2 separate regions of the Homo sapiens genome follow, and region 1 is linked to region 2. Evidence: chromatin contacts called from ENCODE Hi-C or POLR2A ChIA-PET data. All regions are on one chromosome and are shown on one strand. The core of a region is the stretch at or near the end of the contact, and the rest is flanking DNA. Distances in the headings are between cores, read along the strand shown.

Region 1 (3,270 bases), core at 227-2,726, 33 kb after region 2:
TTAAGAATTTCTTTACTTCTCTACAAGGTTCACAGGAAAAAATGTATAGTTTCTGCCATATGTTTTCAAAGGCTTCCTCCCAAAGTATACAAATTATGTTTCTTTTTAACTTTTAAGTTCAGAGATACATGTGCAGGTTTGTTATAGAGGTAAACGTGTATCATGGGGATTTGTTATACAGATGATTTCATCATCCAGGTATTAAGCCTAGGACCCATGAGTCATTTTTCCTGATCCTCTCCCTCCTCCCACCCTCCACCCTCTGAAAGGCTCCAGTGTGTGTTGTTCCCTTCTATGTGTCCGTGTGTTCTCATCATTTAGCTCCCACTTTTAAGTGAGAACATGTGGCATTTGGTTTTCTGTCCCTGCACTAGTTTGCTCAGAATGATGGCCTCCAGCTCCATCCACGTCCCTGCAAAGGACATGATCTCATTCTTTTCATACTGTCCATCAGTTACTAAGTTTGCTAACATGCCCCAAAGCCATAATATTTTTTTTCAGCATTTAAAAAAAAATGTTTGAACAGACTCACAATTACAGGTAGAGTTCAAAGTTAACAGTGATGTTCCAGGTTCTATACCATGCAAGACAGATGGGCTTTCTCTTGCACACTCTCCTACTTTAAACATATATATTTGTGTCACACCAGGGCCCCAAGTTGAATCAATAAGAAAGCTCGAGAGGACAAAAAATCACCTGCCTCTTTCGTTTGAGTCACGATCTGCTCATTTAGCAATCCAAGTTCAACTTGTTCTTAAGCTTAAACTCCAGGGTATATGATTCATGTGAACCTGCCAGGAAATACGCTGACTGACATGGGCTGAAGATACCAAGGCTACTGGCCGAGCAAGATTGCTCAGGAGATACTAGGGCTAGAAATCTGCCCTTACCTTCAAAAGAGGTTTTCTAACTGGTTTTCACCAACTCTATCTAGAATTCCAGAGTTCTGCCAGAAAACATTTGTATTCAGTCATCCACATTTACTCAACAAAGCTCTCACCTCCTAAGTGGGCATTGGCCAAGACAGCCCCATACCCATCTACCCCTCTACAGATGCTGCCCGTGGGGTCTTTTAACTTAGCAGAGGGATCATACAGGCCATTGGGCCATGCTGGTTTTATGGAATCTAGAGTTTACACCATTTACATGGGAATACAAAGTTACAAATACAAAATCAGGTATAAAGTGTACTTAGAATGAGAAAAGAAACGACCACAGATTGTGAATTTTGAAGATGACAAATATCACAAAATAAAAAATGGTTGCATGTTATTTTCACGAATTAATTGCTTGACACTCCTCTATCATATATTATATTGTATGGCTACGTACTTTTTGCAGTTAAAATATCTTATTTTTGCAAAGTGGACAAAAACCCATGACCAGATGAGAGCATTGCTAGGCCCTGCCTGTAGCCTCGGGAGGGGCCTGGAGTTGACACTTTCCTGTCTTTGTGGTTCAGTGGCCTCTAGTCATTGGCACTGCTCACATCACCAGATGACTCAGTCTGCTAAACACCACACTGGCTGCCCTGTCTGAGCCGAGCCAGGCTGGTTACTCAAGCTATGTAAACCAATAAGGTAAAAGTTGGCATTTTCTTGAGCTTGCCACTTTAAAGGTTTGGGGCAGACTTTTAGAGCTGGCAGAACCTTAGTTGCTCTTACCTTCTCAAGACAGGAGCTGGAGTCTGTATCTTGGGTCCTCTTCTGGATACATCTAGCTCTGCTGTGTTTCTTATGCATATAGCACAGTGTATGTTATGACTTCCTACTGCATTGTGGTTTGGCCTAGCTGTTAACATGGTTTACGCTTTTAAGGGTGACAGTGTTAGGGTGCACCTAGCAGTTTCGCCTGCATCCACACGAGGGCACATAGAATCCTATTGCTCATGAGATACAATCTGACCCTCCCCTTCTTTTTTTTGAGACAGGGTCTCACTCTGTCACCCAGGCTGAAGTGCAGTGGTGCGATTACCGCTCACTGCAGCCTTGACCTCTCGGGCTCAAGTGATCCTTTCACCTTAGCCTTCCGAGTAGCTGGAATTACAGGTGTACACCACCATGCCTGGCTAATTTTATTACTTTTTGTAGAGACAAGGTTCTCACTATGTTGCCTAGGCTGGTCTCAAAACTCCTGGGCTCAAGCGGTCCTTCCGCATCAGCCTTCTGAGTAGCTGGGATTACAGGTGCACACCACCACACCTGGCTAATTTTATCATTTTTCTGTAGAGACAAGGTTCTCACTATGTTGCCTAGGCTGATCTCAAACTCTTGACTTAAGCAGTCTTCCTGCCTGGGACTCCCAAAGTGCTGGGAATACAGGCATGAGCCATCGCATCTGGCCTTGAGCCTCCCTTCTTGGCAGGCTGTTAGTTGGGGTAAAATATCTACTGTTTGTCGCTCCTACCTATTGCAAGTCCTGTGGTTAATGACCACTATCGCCTTTGAGAGTTTCATTTTCTTTTCTTTTTTGAGACAGAGTCTCACTCTGCCGCCCAGGCTAGAGTGCAGTGGCATGATCTCGGCTCACTGCAACCTCCGCCCCCTGGGTTCAAGCGATTCTCCTGCCTCAGCCTCCTGAGTAGCTGGGATTACAGGAGCCCACCACTGCACCTGGCTAATTTTTGTATTTTTAGTAGAGACGGAGTTTCACCATCTTGGCCAGGCTGGTCTTGAACACCTGACCTCGTGATCCACCTGCCTCGGCCCAAAGTGCTGGGATTATAGGCATGAGCCATTGTGCCCAGCAATTTTTTTTTTTTTTTTTTTTTTGAGATGGAGTCTTGCTCTGTCACCCAGGCTGGAGTGCAGTGGTGGAATCTCGGCTCACTGCAATCTCTGCCTTCTGGGTTCAAGCAAATCTCCTGCCTCAGCCTCCCAAGTAGCTGGGGTTACAGATGTGTACCACCACACCTGGCTAATTTTTGTATTTTTAGTAGGGATGGGATTTTGCCATGTTGGCTAGGCTGGCCTCGAACTCGTGGCCTCAAGTGATCCGCCCACCTCGGCCTCCCAAAGTGTTGGGCTTACAGACGTGAGCCACCACGCCCAGACAGAGGGTTTAATTTTCCTTCTAATAACTTTGTGCCATTGTCCACATTGTTGTTACCCCCAAATAAGTATTCCCAACCAAGTAAACAGTTCCTTTCTTTTCCTCTTATCAACATCTAGCCACCACACGCTCAGAATAAGCTTTGAGCATTTGGAGATTTGAGGCTATGTCTTCTTACTAAATCCGCAGGCAGGTGTAGCTTTTTAAAAGTTATTATTC
Region 2 (3,374 bases), core at 648-3,147:
AAGCCTCCCTTTCTTTCAGAGGAGTAGGAAGAGAATGGCAATGGCCTGGGTAGAATGACCTAAATGCCCTCCTGAGTCCTGTGTGGGTCCTGCTTCCTCTTCCCCCACCTGGCAATGATGATTTCAAACCAAAGAAAGTTTAAACTGTCAAACTTGAACTTCACTGTCAAGTTAACTAAAAAACTAGAAACAGAAGCCTTCCTTCCTGTCAAACAATGTCAAATCCTTATTATGAGTTCTTTTTCACTGGAAAATATTGAAAGCATTTCTTTTTTTTCACAGAGTGTTTTATATTGATTTGCATCTTAGTCTGTTTGAGCTGCTATAATGAATACCATAGACTGGGTGGCTTCAACAACAAACATTTATTTCTCATCATTCTGCAGCCTGGCAAGTCTGAGATCAAGTTGCTGACAGATTTCGTGTCTGGTGAAAGCCCTCTTTCTGGTTGGCAAGTGGCTATCTTTTTGTTGTATCCTCACTTGACAGAGAAGGGGTTGGGAGGAAGGAGAGCACACTAATCTCTTTTTATAAAAAACACTAATCCCATCCTGGGGGCTCCATCCTCATGATCAACTCACTACCCGCCAGCGGTCCCACCTCCAACTACCATCACAGTGGAGGTTAGGGTTTCAATATATGAATTTGGGGTTGCATTCCATAACAATTTGCTTACAACATCTCAACAGTGGCTGAGCGTGGTGGCTCATGCCTGCAGTCCCAGCACTTTGGGAGGCCGAGGCGGGAGAATTATTTGAGCCCAGGAGTTTGAGACTGGCTTGGGCAACATAGTGACACTGTGCCTCAGAAAAGGAAAGAAAGAAAGAGAGAAAGAGAAAGGAAGGGAGAGAGAGAGAAAGAGAGAGAGGGAGAGAGAGGGAGGGGGGAGGGGAGGGGAGGGGAGGGGAGGGGAGGGGAGGGAAAATCTCAACAATGACCTTTTCCAGTCTGCCTTTCACATCAGGATTTCCAAGGACTTTCCCAGATTATGCAAAGGGCCATTTCACTGTTCACTGTGTTCGTTATTCAAACAGAGCTTCAGGTATGTCAGGGCACCCACGGGGTACCATCATCCAACAAAGCTCTGACATCCCTGTGCAAATAGTCAAATTTCAAATTTGTCCTTGGAAACTTTTTGGTTGTCACACAATTCAGCCCCCAGGTATTTGTCCTGGGGTCTCCCATGTAAGCTATTCTCTAATTTAGTAAGCCCCTGAGCAGTGTCATCGAATTCATTCTAAATCTTTCTCTTTTCAAGGAGCCTGGATAGCTAATTCACCAGCGAAACCTAAATTGTTTACGACCACCACAAATGGGCTATTTACCTCTGAAGTCCTGATGCAAGTCATATGTCTGGCTACTCCAGCACCTACTAATCACTCAGTTCTTTGAATTTTTATTGCATAAGAGTCCTTATCCCTCTTTTGGGCATTTTTGGATATATTAACTTTTCATTGCATCGTACAATTTGTTTTGCAGCTGTTGAGGGTGATAGATAAACTTACTTAATCACCATCTTAATTTTTGCTTTTGGTTTTTAACTCCGAGTACCCATCGCAATGCCCTAAACTAAAGGTTTACCCAGTAAGAGTTTATTAGGTTGAAATGAACTTACATTTTGGTAATTCTTGGAACTATAGTCTAATGGGATAAATTTAATGGTAGCATTTCAGACGTTATAGCAGATGAGCAGCAAAGATAATTTGAGATTACAAGGACTTTTGGAACCCCCAAACATAGCCACATATATGCTATTGATGTGGAATGCTGGCCCTAATTAGTTTGATGCTGGTCCTGCCCCAATTCAGGCCTCAGTGTAATATTATCACCCAAACTCACACAGGACTGTTCAGTAACAGGAAACCAATTATAAGGTACCAAATTAGAATGCGAGAAGGACTTGGCCTATGAACTCTTACACCAGCAGAGGGCACTTCCTTCTAGCATGCAAGTCGGCTAAGGAAAGCAAATTAGAATGAGAAGATGCCTGATGACTGCTGGATACGAGTTACACAGAGATATTTTCCAATAAGCTATGGAAAGCAAATGAATGGCCCTTTCCTTCTCTAGAAGGATAAATCTTTGCTCACTTGGAATTGGAATCCCAGTCCTTTGGGAAATGCTTAGAGTAAGCTGATAAATTCTTATTCTCTGACTCCCTTTCTAAAGTTTATATGAACCGGCCGGGCACGGTGGCTCACGCCTGTAATCCCAGCACTTTGGGAGGCCGAGGTGGGTGGATCACAAGGTCAGGAGTTCGAGACCAGCCTGGCCAAGATGGTGAAACCCCGTCTCTACTACAAATAAAAAATTAGCCGGGCGTGGTGGCAGGCGCCTGTAGTCCCAGCTACTCGGGAGGCTGAGGCAGGAGAATTCCTTGAACCTGGGAGGCGGAGGTTGCAGTGAGCCAAGATTGTGCCACTGCACTCTAGGCTGGGTGACAGAGCGAGACTTCATCTCAAAAAAAAAAAAAAAGTTTATATGAACCTACATCTTCTGAGTTCCACATTTTCATCTATTTCAAATCTCCTTGTCTTTCCCCATTGTCTTTAAGGGGACATCCCTGTACTGTTATTATTATCACTCATACTGAGACTCTGCCTGTTTTAATCCTGGGGAAAATTTCAATCAAGCGTTTGTCTGATAGCCTTTTAAGTCTTTCTGATATTCAACCCGGAGTCTCCCAAATTCGGGTGTACACCAAGAAAGTGAGGGATTTCTAGGAGTTCATGCTAAACAGATTCAAACTCCAGGCATCTACTGGGGGAAAAAAGGCGGTGTTATAAATAATTATTGTGGATCAGAAATAGACAGATTGTTCTTGGTTATTATAATACAGGGGATTATAATTTGGGTGCAGTAAATCCCCAGATGAAGCATGGGGTAAGTGTTGGAGGCATGCTGGCACTTCGATTTTAGTTCTGTGGAACTCAACTTGTGATGGTAGTAATAATAATCCCAATTACAAAAACTGAGGTACAGAGAAGTTAAATAACTTGAGTAATATCACAGCTTGTGATAAAGCTAAGATTTGAACTAAGTTCAGTCTGGCTCAGAAGTTTCTCTGCACTTCCCGCTGTTATCTTGGGCCCAAGTGTTGCTGCCTCTCAACTCCAGGAACCAGCAAACATATTTCCATGGACTAGCTGTTTGTTTTCGGTAGGTTTTTCATCTCTGTCAACAGTGGTTTTAAAGTAAAATAAGAAAAGTGAGAGTTATCTGCATGAAATATATCTTCAATTTTCTTGAATGTCTTTTCCTCTTGTGTATTTACTTCCTTATCCCATTCCTGAAATAAATCAAGTCAACTAAACTTTGCAACATAGTGTGTATAAGCTGATCTTCCTACCGCCTTGAATGAACTTTCATTTTCT

The links. Hi-C counts contacts between places; a loop is a spot of excess contacts on that map. ChIA-PET counts read pairs that join two places held with the same protein, here RNA polymerase II (POLR2A). Pooled maps may share reads with other maps.
Region 1: a loop to region 2 is called in a map of endothelial cell of umbilical vein, with 4 times the contacts of the local background. The contact joins two enhancer-like sites. A Hi-C loop is called at or near these places in 11 of 168 maps with a recorded cell type or tissue (Caco-2, Calu3, HepG2 and 8 more), 1 of 37 single-sample maps with no recorded cell type and 14 of 50 pooled maps. POLR2A ChIA-PET finds 5 or more read pairs at or near these places in 10 of 52 experiments (A549, A673, AG04450 and 7 more).

What each region holds. Positions count from the first base shown.
Region 1 is chr2:223,759,520-223,762,789 of GRCh38, forward strand. All of the region lies in intron 4 of AP1S3 (adaptor related protein complex 1 subunit sigma 3), which reads right to left. Among named protein-coding and RNA genes, the nearest start is that of AP1S3, 76 kb to the right of the region's middle. RefSeq lists a silencer at 1,393-1,687 and an enhancer at 2,210-2,579. Within about 2 kb of position 1,477, at least 16 of the 41 ENCODE cell types and tissues checked have a DNase peak (open chromatin) inside an H3K27ac peak, as active enhancers do; they include HCT116 and endothelial cell of umbilical vein, where a contact is called at or near this core.
Region 2 is chr2:223,725,759-223,729,132 of GRCh38, forward strand. No RefSeq gene overlaps it. Among named protein-coding and RNA genes, the nearest start is that of AP1S3, 110 kb to the right of the region's middle. RefSeq lists enhancers at 1-736, 432-1,099. Within about 2 kb of position 1,898, at least 5 of the 41 ENCODE cell types and tissues checked have a DNase peak (open chromatin) inside an H3K27ac peak, as active enhancers do; they include HCT116 and endothelial cell of umbilical vein, where a contact is called at or near this core.